Regions from separate parts of the Homo sapiens genome. Here region 2 is linked to region 1. Evidence: chromatin loops called from intact Hi-C (ENCODE). Cell type or tissue: PC-3. All regions are shown on one strand.

What was found. Hi-C counts contacts between places; a loop is a spot of excess contacts. Peaks named below come from ENCODE experiments on the same cell type or tissue, not always from the same donor. Only the 100,000 strongest peaks of a DNase experiment are listed, where the experiment ranks them.
Region 2: a loop joins it to region 1, with 3 times the contacts of the local background. A loop is called at or near these places in 8 of 110 quality-filtered maps.

Annotation. Positions count from the first base shown.
Region 1 is chr6:141,549,004-141,557,003 of GRCh38, reverse strand. No RefSeq gene overlaps it. Among named protein-coding and RNA genes, the nearest start is that of GJE1, 580 kb to the left of the region's middle. In PC-3, no CTCF peak of the experiment used is centred here; DNase peaks (open chromatin) are centred at 4,263 and 7,823; H3K4me3 peaks cover 943 bases; H3K27ac peaks cover 4,175 bases.
Region 2 is chr6:141,151,127-141,159,126 of GRCh38, reverse strand. No RefSeq gene overlaps it. Among named protein-coding and RNA genes, the nearest start is that of MIR4465, 470 kb to the right of the region's middle. RefSeq lists enhancers at 5,339-5,498, 5,026-5,639. In PC-3, no CTCF peak of the experiment used is centred here; no DNase peak of the experiment used is centred here.

The DNA of each region.
Region 1 (8,000 bases):
TCTCATATAAACTGAAGTATTTGATTAATAAAATGTTTTGATTATTAAGATATTTGAGTAAAATTTTTACTACATATGTTGAGAGAGCTTCTGGCAAGTTTTTATGAAAATAATTCAAACCTGTTCCTACAAGTTGCTTCATTGTATATTATGAAAATACAATTAAAGTTCAATATTTAAGTAATTAAATTTCAAACATTCTATGTTCTATAATTAATATTCAGTCAGAATTCATTATATTCAAGCTACTGTGCAAAGTATTACTCATGTGAAGGATACTCTTTGCCGAGGAAATAATACTAATTTTGTGAAGAATATTCAATGTACCTGAAACAATTGGCCTTTTATGCACTTAATGTCAATTTCTATTGCTCTGATACACTTCACCCAAATCATTTAAAATATTTGGATATGTCAATCAACACTTTTTGTACTCAATTATTTTATCTATTTTGAAGAGTGGAAATTATAGTGAAGATTCACAGAAACACACTGAATGTTTCAAACTGTGGTACAAAGCTATAAGAGAAGACATTATTCTTTTCCAGCAAAAATTGTAGGAGCATTGCATGTAGCAAGAAGTATTTTATTAGCCCTTGCAGATTCAATAAAAGCCTGTCAAGTCCTCAGTGTGAGAAGTTGTCATTCTGATTTGTCCTTCTGGCTCCATTTAAACCTACCATTTTAAATCAACTTTAGTATTAATACCTTCTAAAATGTAGATTTAAAAAAGAATAATTTTAAAGAAAAGTGACTGATTCATTTCACATCTTTGAAATAAATGGAATTTTGAAAATTATCTCATATTTCTTCCCCTGTGTTTTCTCTGATAACATGTCCCATATCAGGAGACTAAACTTTCATTACTCACTTAGTTGGCACTTTAATGGAAATTATTTGCAATTAAAAATACATAAACATTTTTTAATGGAGAGAAAATTATTTTCTTTACAAATTCTAATAATATATTTATATTATATTAAAATACAATATATGATTTGTGTGTATATAAGGAAAATGAGGCATTAGAAGACAAAAGCTTTAAAGAAAACATTCTTTTCTGAAAGAAAAATGACAACATTTTGGAAATAATCAACTATTTTATCCAAAAAACAAAAGTACATTTTATGCTTGTATTGTTTATTGCCTTTTATCTAAGTATTCTTTACCATTTTCATAAATGAGATATTACAATTTGAAATTAGTGGTTGAAGAAATACATTATTAACCATTGAAATATCAGAAATTTGGTACTCCTATTTCAGTGAAGTATGGTCACTATAACGAATATCTCCCATGTAGGTTTCAGCCTTCCCTGGAGCTTAGAAAAAGCTTTGGCCGGCAAACATGAAATCAAACCTGATCTCTAGACAGTTAGAATCTTGTCTGACCTTCTTTCCCACATGTCAGTGATAATTATTAAAGAATTAAGCCACGGTTTTATAATAAAGTATTCTCTTACAAATGCAAATTTGCTGCATCTGTTTTCAGTGGTTTAACTTTAAACTATCAATTACATTTTAATTTTCATATTTTTGAGCAATTTTTATTGTCACAATCTTGTCTACCCATGATTCTTTTTCTTTTCATTTTTTAATTGACACATAATAATTATACATATTTATGAGGTATAACGTGATGTTTCAATACATGTATACATTGTGTAATATGTCATGGTATTTAGCATATTCATCACCTCATACAGTTATCATTTCTTTGATAAACATTCAGAGTCCTTTCTTCTAACCATTTTGCAATATACAACACAATATTATTAACCATAGTTACCCTTGTATGCAATAGAACATCAGAATTTATTTCTTCTATCTAACTGCAAGTTTGTACTTCTTGACAAATCTTTCCCTATTTCCCCCTCTCCCCTGATCTCCCCAGCCTCTGGTATCCACTATTCTATTCTCTACCTTTATGAGATAAACGTCCTTAAATTCCACATATGAGTGAGATCATGCGGTGTTTGTCTTTCTATGCCTGCTTATTCCACTTAACATAATGTTTGCCAGGTTCATCCATGTTGTTGCAAATGACAGGACTTCATTATTTTTCATAACTGAATAGTATTGCATGGTGTATATATACCACATTTTCTTTATCCATTTATCTGTTAATAGACACAGGTTGATTCTATACCTTGGCTATTGTGAATAGTGCAGCAGTAAACATGGGAGTGCAGGTATCTCTCCAACATACTGCTTTCATTTCCTTTTAATATATACTCAATAGTGGGATTGCTGGATCATATTGTAGTTCTATTTTTAATTTTTTGAGGAACCTCCACATTGTTTTCCATAACAGCTATACTAATTTTCATCCCCACCAGCAGTGTATAAGTGTTCCTCTTTGTCCACATACACAGCAGCATTTATTATTTTTTATCTTTTTGATAATAGCTGTAGGTGGGAGGATCACGAGGTCAGGAGTTCGAGACCAGCCTGGCCAACGTGGTGAAACCCTGTCTCTGCTAAATATACAAAAATTAGCTGGGTGTGGTGATGTGCACCTGTAATCCCAGCTACTCGGGAGGCTGAGGCAGGAGAATAACTTGAACCTGGGAGACGGAGTTTGCAGTGAGCCGAGATAGCACCATTGTACTCCAGCATGGGCAACAGTGCAAGACTCTGTCTCAAAAAAAAAAAAAAAATAGCTCTTCCGGTTGAGGTGATGTGATATGTCACTGTGGTTTTGATTTGCATTTCCCTGATGATTAGTGATGTTGAGCATTTTTTCATATGCCTGTAGGCCACCTGTATATCATTTTGAGAAATGTCTATTCATTTCTTTTACCCAATTTTAAATTGGGTTATTTGTTTTTATTTATTTTCTGCTACGGAGTTGAGTTTCTTGTATATTCTGAAATATTAACCTCATCAGATTTATGATTTGCATACAATCTATTTCACGTCATAAAAGTATTTTTACCTACTCAAACTCTCATTTTTTCCTTATATCCTTGAACGTACTAAGCAGTTACTCAAAAGACTGTTACAGTTAGCTTTAAAATGGGGATATTCTGTTATTCTGTTGCTATAATTTGTTATTCCTACTGTTTTACCTTAATTTTATTATTTCCATATATATGCCTGGCTATGCTCTATTTTGTGCCATTGTGTTTGCAAAATTGTTTGTAGAATTATAATGCAAATGAGGGTGATGATCTGTTCCTCCAGAGAGGGTTTGCTTTGACTTCAGCCAGGCAACAGCAATCTGGGATTACTTCAATTTCATTTCATGGATTGAAATGATTCAAATATGAACGGCAGCTTCTGCCAGAACCTATATAATAAGATTTCTACTTACTCATAATTGTTATCCATTCATTGTCCTCCATACTCTAATTCCTGCCCCCCTAGCATCAAGAGGCCATCAAAGTACTATCAGCTTTTTAGCCTATAAGATGTCCTTCTGAAATAGTCAGATGCCCTCAAAGGAAAATCAGCCCCAAATACTAGGCTCATTTTTATAAATATATCTGTTTTTTTTTCTCAAATCATGACCCTTAAATTTTGCTATATTTTGACTTACAAAATGCTGTCAAGGAAATTTATTTTTATACTTTGTATGACTTTTCTATTTTTCCTCATTAAGTGAGTTGGCCTGAAACATTAATTTCATCTTGTTAGTCCCTCCCACTGCAACATGAGTGGACAGACAAAAATGATGAGAAAAGAAAGCCACCAGTTATTTATATAACTGATATTTGCCTATCTATTTATACACAGATAAATATGTTTTATATAACATATGGTTTAAAACAAACAGATCAAAATGTCTTGGAAGAGGAAGAAACTGTGCAATTTCTCTTGAATGAAAGGGCAAGTAACATTTCTAGAAATCCATGACAGTACTATAATAAAAGTGCATTCAAGAAACAAACAAATAAGAATATAATTATTTTAAGTTAAATTTATAGTAACATGAAAACGTAATTGAAACTGTGAGAGATGAAGTTGGAATATTTTCCCAGAAAGACAGCAAAAGACAATAGAAAACAGGGAAAAGTTGATCCAGAAGAAAAACATTAAAAATAGATCATAAATATGGAGAGGGCAAAATAATAATAATTCAACTTCTGTTTTTAGCTCAGAGAGACAAAATGCCAGAAAGAGCTTCACTTGTAAACTTACAAGAAAAACTAGACAGACTGCAAATAAACAGCTTCTCTTGAATCTAGCAGAAAACTGAGCACATAGGGCAAACAAACAATGTGAAGTAGGGAAGTGAGTCATGAAAAGCACCTGAATGCAAAAACAGGCACTGAGCATTTGCTTATCTTGGACAAATGCCAATGAATGACATACAAGACAAAAAGTAGTTTCAAGTGGAAATTATTAATGAATTGCAAAAGGCCAAGTATGGGCTAAGGTGAAAGTATAAAACCCCTGGGAGAGATAGTCATGGCAGGTTTCACGTACTCCTGCAGGCTTTTTTCTTTAAGAACCCCTCTCCCCAGGCCCTTCTCAGATGTTCACAGGGAAGATGAAGAAGTATCCTCAGAAAGCTTTTGCCATAGTGTTGACTGGAGAGTGGAATAACAGTCATCTCTAAAATTCTATCAAGAGCCACTATTATATATTCCCTAGTCTGTATGGCAGAGTTCATTAAAATACAAAGCCTGAAGGCACTGGCGGAAACCCACTGCCACTTGAGGAGGGGAACGGAGAAGAAGAAATTAAACTGTACTTTTTGAAGAGGAACACAGATACATGTTACACCCAGCATTTCATCTGAAGGAGGAGCCAAAACACTTAGGAAGATGCAATACTCCTGAGATTCACTTTTTCAGTGCCTTCATAAGACTAAGACCTACATAGTGCATCGGAAAATGCACCCCCCCACCAGCTCACAAAACGACACTAAAGTATCAAAAAATCAAATCAAAGCAGCAATGGAATACAGCGGAAAAATACTGCAAGGGACAGATCACTCCAGGGACTGGCACAGAGTTAAGACAAAACCTAAGTGTCAGAGACAAAAAACAAGACACACGGACACACTTACACACACACATACACACACACACAAACACAAATACAGATACCAGAATATGCTTGCCTATACAACATGTCAAAATTTCAGCTGAAAATTATGAGGCATAAAAAGGTGAGAATAAATATAATATTGAAATACAAGGCAATATAAGAATCAGGCTCATATGTAAGACATATGGCAGGAATAAAGAAAACAAGTTTAAAATAACTATGAGAGGTTAAAGACTCTATTGAGGAAAAAAACAAACAACATGCAAGATCAAATAGATTATTTTAGCAGAGATATGTAAACTAATAAAAACTCAAGTAAAAATGTTAGAAAGTAGAAACACAGTAGCAGACATGAAGAAATCTCAGAGTCCAGTGAAAAGAAGTACAAAAGTTCCCAAAACTTGGGATATTAATCAAACTTTCCTAAACCAGACAGTGAGAAAATCTTAAATGTAGCCAGAAGGGGAAAATTACATGCTACATTCCAAAGAACAAGGATAAGAACTTCAACAGACTTCCTGTATGAAATCATGAGAGCAAGAGGACAATAGAAAGAGTTCTTTTACAGTGCTGAAAATTAAAACAAAATGAAATTTTTGAATTTTATACCCCGCAAAAATACCGCTTAAAAGGAATAAAGGAAATAAAGACTTCCTGAGAACAAAACATAAGAAATCTCATTAACAGAAGATCCATTCCATGAGAAATGTTACAAGAAGTCCTTCAGACAGAAAAAAAAAAATAGGTTATAGGCTGGAAGATTGAATATATACAAAGAGAAGAAGATTATTGGAAATGGAATAAACAAAAGTAAAATAAAATATCTTGTTATTCTTGTTATTTTTATACATTTAAAGGCAACTGATTAATTAAAAGAACAATAATAACAATATCCTGTGTGTATAGCATATGCAAAAGGGAAATGCATGACCACAATGACACAGGGGTGGGAAAGGAGTTGAGAAGATACTGTGATAATCTCCATATACTATATGTAAAGTAGTATACTATTATCTGAAAGTGACCTTAGATGATTGAAACATGTATATTTTGTATCCTGGGGCAATCACTAAAAAGAAAAAGAAAGAAGTACAAGTGAGGAATATAAAATGAAATTATAAATATACACAATTAAAATTGGAGAAGGTAGAAAAAATATATATTTATAAAAAACAAATGCGAATAACTAGCCAGATGGTAGAATTTGATCTGTGTTGATAATTACTTTTGATATGAATAATATAAATACATCAATTGTCAGGTTGGACACAAAATCAAAACTCAACTGTAAGCTTATATACTATCAGAAGTGACTAAGGAGACATGAAGGCTGAAAGTCATGTGGTGTCTTGGATTGGTTCCTGGAACAGAGAGAGGACTCATTAAAAAAGAATAGCATATGGATAAAAAATAAGCTAAAAAAGACAAAAGTTCATTATTTGTATAATGGAAATTACAAATAAAGGAAATATTTTTGCTTTATTTAACAAAGTCATATAGTTGTTTTACTTATTTAGTTTATTTGAATATATAAATTTGATAAAAGTTAAATTAGCAATATTGGAGAAGCAGAACTTCAGAAATGGTTGAGTGAGGAGCTCTGAAATCTTTTTCCCACAAAGTGATTATTAAACTGAACAAAATTTTCAAAAGATAACCATTCTGGGGCTCTGGATGTTAATCAGTGGTGTATAAAAATTTAAGAAGCACTTATTCAGGAAAAGTTTTGTTAGAATAGTGGAAGTGTGCAGTGTTTTAGATTGCAGCTGCTCACATACCCTCTCACTCACCTCCCCCTCCTTTGTGCAGTAGTTCTACCACTGTAGGGTAGGCCAGGAGGATCTGTAACTAGCCAGTCAGGGAGACTGATTTGACTTGCTGGGACCTTGGGGAAAAACAAACAAAAAAAGCCTTTTTTCCAGGACATTGATGAAAATGATAGTGATTTCAGTGAGAAACAATCAGGGAATGCAAATATTGCAGGTAACCTGAAGACAAGATACTGATTGAGGCAAGAAACCAAACACAGGTCATCCAGAAATTTCACAGGGAGGCACAGGTCATAAGACACCTGTAGTAGATGGTATTGGTTAGGTTTATTTGTCAACTTGACTAGGCAGTGGTATCTAATTATGTAACAAAACAGTAAGCTAAATACAGTGTTGCTGTGAAGATATTTTATAGATGTGGTTAACATCTACAATCAGCTGACTTTAAAAAAAAGAGTAAATAACAAAAAGAGTAAATAACAGAATTCTTGGAGAAGAAAAAAATCTACCTTAAGACCATGGCATTTACACCTATTGGAGTTTCCAGCCTGATCCTAGCCTGCTCTACAGATTTTGGACATGTCAGCACCCATAATTATATGAACTAATTCTTTAAAGTAAATTCTTTCTTTCTCTCTCTCTGGATAAAGAAATAAGCTCTCTCTCTCTCTCTCTCTCTCTCTCTCTCTGTGTATATACATAAAATCTGTCTCTCTCTACACACACACACACACACACATACACACACATCTATATATCTATCTTATTAGTTCTCCTACTTTTGAGAACCATGACTGATATACAGACCTAAGCTCTTAAACTCTTACTCATTCCTGAGGATCTGGATTTATACATGTCCAAGGTTGCACACACATTTATGATGGTCCTAGTTATCTACTGGTACCTGACTGAATTTGAAGTGTTGCTTCCATAGAAGATAAAACATGGTACAGTTTCGTAAACTGCCTAACCCTTAGCTGTGTTACTCACCCATATACAGATCCATTGACAAATGATGCAACCCTTAGCGCATGTTATTTCAGCATACCCTCTGAGTAATTGTTGATTGACCACTTAGCCAATCTGACCCTAGGTAGAACCCTAGGAACCCATGTTTGAAAAAATAAAAACAAGGAAACAAAAGTGAATCATAGGCATTACTGGCATTACTGATGTCAGGAGAGACCACAGAACTATTCCCACCCAGTCATTAAACAAATAAACAAATTTTTTT
Region 2 (8,000 bases), 400 kb after region 1:
CCTCAGAGAAATACTTTGCTTCTGAGGCCTTTACTTTGGGGTGTCATTTTCTGAGCCCCAATAATAGCAAGAAAAATGGCTCTGAATTTTAAGTGGAAGAGCATACATGCGTCTGAATAGCAACTGCTGACAGGGAAAACTGCTGTGTTTATATTTAGAACAGAAAACAAGTCTGTTCTATCTTCACTTTACTACAGGCAAAATTCAGTAAGCTGGAAATTTACTGCTGCCTCAGACACTGAGGTTACCTTGTAAATTGCCTGCAAGTGATTCAGTTCAAAGTTACCATGCAAAAAGAGTTCTTCAGTTCTAGAGAGAACAAATAGAAAAGATGGTAATATAAACACTAGCTAAAGCTAACAGTGGCTCAGTCTTAGTTGTTATTTTGTTGTTGTTGTTGTTGTTCAGTTTTGAGTAATTATATAAAGTACACATTGAAAGATATTCAGGATTTTTTGATTCTCAAAAGCAGGCAGATTTCTTTAACTTTAATGTTGAGGATTAAATTCTCCAAAATAAGTCATGAGATACATTTCTAAATTTTGTTCATCTGATGTAGTTTAAGGACCATTTTAATACTCATGGCTTATAAATAATGGAGTACATGGAGCAATTTTCTACATAAAAAGCATAGTTCACCAATATTGATATATAAAAGATGGCTTAATAATCCCCTGTAATCCCATGCAATTAGGGAGTGTATTTTTGCATGTAAGTAGATATTTAGTGATATCCATTATTAAATATCTTCTTGCACTTGAGATCCTTGAATCTTCTCACTAATGAAGCAACACACCATTAACACTGTCTACTGAAACCCTGGAAATCTTAAATTATATAGAAATTAATGTATAGGCACAGGGTGTACAAACTGACGAGGAAGAAGTCTGCCTTCCTATTGTATATTCTGAGTCTTAGATTAAAATCCTCAAAATTCATCCACTTTTTGGCAGGTTATAAATGAGTGGTCTTAGGACCATGGGGGCAGACAGCCTTCAGGACAACTCCTAATGACTTGAATGTTTCAGATACTCATTATTTCAATAGGCAAGAACCTTCATTCATCAACTAGAATATTACCTCAAATGGAGATGATGTAGGATTATGCCAGCAAGCAAAAAGATAAAACTGTTTAATAATTCAGATTTTTTAAATGGTTTTTTTTCTCCATCCAAATAAATGCAGCTCTCCCTAATTTTTGTTTATTTCATCTCATCAATTGTTCATCAAAGATGAATGATTATTAACAGCCTCTGACAAAGTTTTAATGCTTGTGGTCAGAACTGTAGAGTGTTAAAAATAATATCCAACAGGTTAAATAGGACAAAATAAGAGTGATGCCATAAATGCTAAATGTCAATGCTGTGATCATTAAAAACATTAAATATTTTTCCAAAAGATTCACATTATATAATGTATATTTAATATTTTTGTTTGTTATATAGTCAAATAATCCAGGTCTAATAAGTTTTTCACATATTATCTCATTTTTTAGCATTATTTTTTAAATTGATTTATGTCCTCACATAATATGTTAAGGTCGTCAATTTTATGTGTCAACTTACAGGACTAAGGGATGCCATAGAGTTGGTGAAACATTATTTTTTAGTATGTCTGTGTGTGAGGATGTTTCCAGAAGAAAATAGCATTTGAATCTGTAGGCTGAGTGAAGAAGATGGTCCTCACCAATATGCGTGGGCATTATCCAACATGCTGAGAGACTGAATAGAAGATAAAAGCAGAGAAAAGGCAAAATTTGCTCTATATTTTTCAGTGAGGATATACATCTTCTGCACTCAGACATTGGCACTTCTTGTTTGGGGGATTTCAGGCTTGTTCCTGGATTTACGCCATTGTCCCTCCAACCTCAGTGGTTCTCAGGGCTTCTGATTTGGACTGGGACTTACACCATTGGGACCTCTGTCCTCAGGCCTTAGGATTCAGACTGAATTACACCACTGGTTTTCCTAGTTCTCCAGCAAACAGACAGCAGATTATGGCTTCTCAGCCTCCACAGTTGTATCAGCCGATTCCTATAAGTCTTCTCTTATATATATTATAATATATAATACATTTAAAATATTATATTGTATATAGCATTAGTTCTATTTCTCTAGAGAACCCTGACTAATGCATGTGTATGTAAATTTAAATAAATAACTCTGAAATGTATTCAAAATATTGAAATAGGCTGGGTGCAGTGGCTCACGCCTGTAATCCCAACATTTGGGGAAGTTCAAGGCAGATGAATTGCTTGAGCTCAGGAGTTCAAGACCAGCCTGAGCAAAATAGTGAGACCTTATCTCTGCAAAAAATTTTAAAAATTAGCCAGGCATGGTGGCATGTACCTGTAGTCCCAGCTTCTCAGGAGGCTGAGGCAGAAGGATCTCTTAAGCCTGAGAGGTCAAGGCTGCAGTGAGCCATGATTGTATCACTGCACTCCAGCCTGGCCTGGGTGACAAGGCAAGACACGGTCTCAAAAAAAAAAAAAAACCATTAAAAAAACTATCTATCTATCTATATACACACACACATACACACACATATGTTTATATTTACATATTTTTGAGACCATGTCTTGCCTCTCTCACACGTGCGAGAGAGATGTGAGGATGAGAGAAAGAAAGAGAGAGAAACCTTTTACTAGATTTCTTTTCTTTTTGTTTATCTTGCTCTGTCTCCCAAGCTGGAGTGCAGTGGTGACATTTCGGCTCACTGCAATCTCCACCTCCCAGGTTCAAGTGATTCTTCTGTCTCAGCTTCCCAAGTAGCTGGAATTACAGGCATGCACCACCATACCTAGCTAATGTTTTCTGTAGTTTTATTAGGGACAGGGTTTCACCATGTTGGTTAGGCTGGTCTCAAACTCTTGACCTCAAGTGATCTGCCTGCCTTGGCCCCACAAAGAGCTGGGATTACAAGCATGAGCCATTTGCACCTGGCCCTTTCTCTAGATTTCCAAAATTTAAATTTGAAAAACATCTCTTGAAGACAAAATACCCAATGCATTTATTTTAGTCTAATTTACTGCTACTTTCTTTATAAATTGAATCTTTTCACTTTTCCAAGAAGCCTGATCCACGTGATATTGCTTCTTCTCCCAATCTGGAATTTTATAGTAAGAATTCTAGCCATTTCCCTTGGACCTATCCTCAGTGAATGGTGTAGTTTATTCCTGGGCCATGTATGGCAGCATGCATGATCTTAAAAGAAGTGAAATGTTCTTTAGAGAACTTCTATCTAGTCTGTTGTTGCAGTTGTGAAAAAAAATCACTGAATCTGAAGTCTTGGGGTTATGTTCATTTTCTATCTGAGAAATACAAACAAAATTCTAAGTCCCACAACCTACTGAATGGACCCTTTCTTGGCCAGGCAACCTTGAAAACTGAGTTCTCAGCCATGACAACATGGGAGGTCAGATACACCTTGTTATAGCCTCTCCATCGATAACCACCATTAGGTTTTCTTCGATAAGGGCTAATCAGAAACCAGCCCTTTCGGAAGACTCCACCGTTGGTATAACCAACGGCCTGACTGCTGCCCCTTCCTTTTGCAGTTCCAACAAAACAACCCATCAGCATCTCTTCCTGGTAGGAGACCATCCACTATGGAGTGGGTCTGGCCGGTCTACAGAGGATGATCAGTAATGGTTTTCCCGTCCTCTGCTTCACCTTTTGACATGAGAGGGCCAGAAACTCCACCCTTGGATCATGCTAACATCTCTATGTTCTGAACATGGATCCCATAGAGAATCATGAAGCTCAATTGCACATGCGTATGTTTCTCCTTTCATAAATATTCATTACTCCTCATATAGCTTATTAAATACATATATTTGGTCCCCTTGCTCAGCATAAGTTCCTCTTCCCTCTGTCCCTGTCTCAAAGTGTCTGTTTCTGGCTTCTGACCATAGGCTACTCTTCTCAGTCTGCCAGAATGGCCACTCTTCAGGCCACAACACTTCATGAAAAATAAAGTCCTCCTTTTCAAATATATGAATCTTGTCATTCTTCAGTTGACAATCAGATAATTATTTTAGGTACTTGAATAAGTTTCTCAAACTCCCTGATCATTTCCTTCTTTTTTAATAAAATGAAGATCTTGAGAATTTATTTCACAGAGTAATAATGAGCTAGACTCTATTTTCCTCCGTTGAATACTCCATTCTTTTAGGAACCCTATATTCCATTTCCATTCAATCCTGCCCCTAATGCCACAGGTGTGGAATTATCAGATTCTAGGTGGAATAATCAGACTTGCTCACTCTCTTGGTGAAAAGGAATTGTGATGCAAAAGATGAGTTAATCGAATAATGGTGGGCTTTGTAGTTTCTTATATGCACAAAACAGTGACCAAAACAGACAGAACTCTTGTCCTCATGGAGTTTTCATTCTAGTTCTAAACAACAGTGTTTTTGTTTTTGTTTTTTTTTCCACACCAACCAATTACTTAATTATCAGCAAACACCGACTGGGTGTCCTACAATTTAACTCTATTCTGACCCTGACCACCTGGAATTAGAACAGGCCATACAGATTAAGGATTCAGTCTCACAAAATATTCCTTACTTCAGATGCCAGTTGCAAATAGAAGATCCCTTAGTTACTCACAACTTCTTTCCAACTTGGCTACAAGTCAGAGTTTCATGGGACTCCCTTCTCATGTTCAACAATTTGCTGGGACAGCCCACAGAATCCAGGAAAACAGTTTACTTACTATTTACCAATTAGAAATTTTTTTTTTTTGAGATGGAGTTTTGCTCTTATTGTCCAGGCTGGAGCGCAATGGCGTGATCTCGGCTCACTGCAACCTCCGCCTCCCAGGTTCAAGCAATTCTCCTGTCTCAGCCTCCTGAGTAGCTGGGATTACAGGTGCATGCCACCACACCCAGCTAATTTTTCTATTTTTGGTAGAGAGGGGGTTTCATCATATTGGTCAGGCTCGTCTTGAACTCCTGACCTCAAGTGATCCGTCTGCCTTGGCCTCCCAAAGTGCTGGAATTACAGGTGTGAACCACCACAGCCAGCCTACAAATGCTATTTTAAAGGATACAAATGAACAGTCAGAAGAAAATATACATGGGGTGAGATCCAGAAGGGTCCCAAGCACAGGAACTTCCATTCCAGTGTGCCACCCTCCTGGCATGTGCAGCCTTCTTGTTCACCAACCCAGATGCTCTCCAAACCCATTTTTAGGGTTTCTATGGAGGCTTTATTATTAAGGCATGATTGATTTAATCATTGGCCTTTGGTGATTAAGTCAATCTCTAACCCCACTCCTTTTTCTGAAGATTGGGGGATGGGGCTGAATGTTCTAACCTCTAATTACAGGATTGGTTCCCTTGGCAACCAGGCCTGTATTCTTAGGTACTTTCCAAAAGTCACCTCATTAACATAAACTCAGGTAGAGTTGAAAGGGGCTTGTTATGAATAACAAAAGATACTCCTTTCATCTTTATGCTTCTGAGCTATTTCAGGAACAGGGGTGTTTGCAGGGTAGGGGGGCGGGGGAGGGGGGGCGGATATAATAACAAAGACATTTCAATCACCCCTACCACTCAGGAAGTTACAACAATTTTAGAAGTTCTGTGCCAGGAACCAGGGACAAAGAGCAAATATATAATTATTATTATATCATAAAAATCACAAAAACAAACATTTCACTAGTAAAGGCTAGAGTATGTCAATAGTGAAAAGTATTGAGGAGAAAAATAAGGAGCAGTGGGGAGAAGAAATGCTAGAACTAGGTGTTTGCAATCTTAAGGATCAGAAAATAATATCCCAGAATATGATCCATTGATGTGGTGAAATAAAGAAGCAGGCTCAAGATCTCTCTGACCTCCCCCTTCCCTGCAGCCCTGTCTCAAACCCTCTGTTTCTCCCTAAGCACAAGGAAAGGCTTTACTTTAATATTCCTTTATGCTTTGAGATCACATCTGCCAAAGAAAACACAATTGCCTTCTACTCCTTCCCTGAAATTTTATTACCAGAAGACAGGAATGTAACCACATCTGGATGGACTTTGTCACAAGATACTGTCTGTCTCTGGGCTCATTGAAATTCCTAAGAGAATCATTTATAGGATAATGTCTCCCTCCCGGGCCCATTTATCTCTCCTAAAATTATTTACTACTCCTCTAAAATTATCTATAGGCCCCCACTACCCTCTCCCCTATAAATGGGATATTTATACTTCCACCATCTGGCTCTTCTTTGAGTCACATATTTCATATGGCTCTCATGGATACGTGCATGTCAATAAATTTGTATGCCTTTTCTCCTGTTAATCTGTCTATTGTTAGGTTATTTCGGAAGGCTCAAACCTTCAGAGAGGGAGAGGTTCTTTTAATTCCTATGACAATTTTAAGATCTTTATGGTTAAAGAAAATGAAAGCAATACCAGTACAGCATTTTTGGTGCTTATTTCAGTTAACGCCTTTGGTTGATACCTCTCTACCCCCAAAATAGTTTATGCTATCAGACTCAAAAAATAAAAAACTTAAATGTTATAGAAAAAATAATATTCTAGGGACACTCAATCTCCCACATTATTATAAGAGATCTCTATTGTGATTAATATTAGGTGTCAACTTGACTGGATTGAAGGATGGCTAGATAGCTGGTAAAGTGCTGTTTCTGGGTGTGTCTGTTTGGGTGTTCTCAGAGGAGACTGACATTTGAATCAGTGGACTGGAAGAGGAAGACCCACCCTCAATGTGGATGGGCACCATCCAATCGGTTGCCAGTGCTGCTAGAACAAAGCAGCCAGAGGAAGTTGGGATAAGCTGGCTTGCTAAGTCTCCTGGCTTTCATCTTTCTCCTGCGCTGGATGCTTCCTTCTGTCCCTCCTGCCCTTAAACATCATACTCTAGAATCTTTTCCCTTTGAACTCTTGGACCTACACCAGTGTTTGCCAGAGGCTGTTGGGCCTTTGGCTACAGACTGAAGGTTGTACTGTTGGCTTCCCTGTTTTTGAGGCTTTTGGACTCAGACTGAGCCACTGCTGGCTTCTTTCTCAGCTTGCAGAGAGAGACTATCTTGGGACTTGAATTGTGATTGTGTGAGACAATTCTTTCTAATAAACCCCCTTTCATACATACATATGAAAAGGAGTACATATATGATAATAGTATATGTATTTCCATACATATATCCTATTAATCCTGTCCCTCCAGAGAACCCTGACTAATACAACCTCCATTTAAAAATTGCTGACATAGACTATCAACATTAGAAAAATTCCCTGGGCACTGAGACCATGATAAGCTCCCAGCATCCCTGCAACACTAGCAATGTGCAAAATATAGATTCACGAGTTGGGAATTCAGTAGTTTCTAAGTATATCCCTACCAGTGTGACAACTTATTTATGTGTCACAAACTGAATTGTCTATTCAGTGTCAGTTATTACTTATTTCTTATATACATTTCTCAAAGAGTTACCAGAATTAACAAGTGAATGAGACCATAATTAACCTTGATCCCCAGCAACTCATATATATATTTTATACCTGCTATTTTGCATGCCAACTAGTATAAAACATAAACAGCTTTTTATTAAAAGAATTTTACACTATGTGAGGGTCTGTTAGCTAAAGAGAGAGTAGAGCATCTGAAGTCAGAGGTTACTATATCCCAATTATAATTAATGTGTTTGGTCTACTTTTAGCTGTTTTGATTCCATGCAATTTATTTACTCTGAATGTTTACATCTATATAAAGTCACATATAAATATTATTGTTGTAGGAGTTATAAGAGATTATTTTAGGCAGATAGAAAAAGGTGTCCTTGGGAAGTTTTTTATTTTTTAAAGCATCTCCGGAAAAGTGTCTTGTAAAGCCCTGGCTCTTAGAGCCAGGCTGGCAATCTTTGATACGCAAATTCAGGCCATTAGAAACTGGGTCCACCCAACATGGTGATTCTCATGGCCTTCTTGCCCAGGCTTTTAATAGCTTTGAAGATTGTAACATTGGACTAGAGAAGGAATGTACGGGACTCATA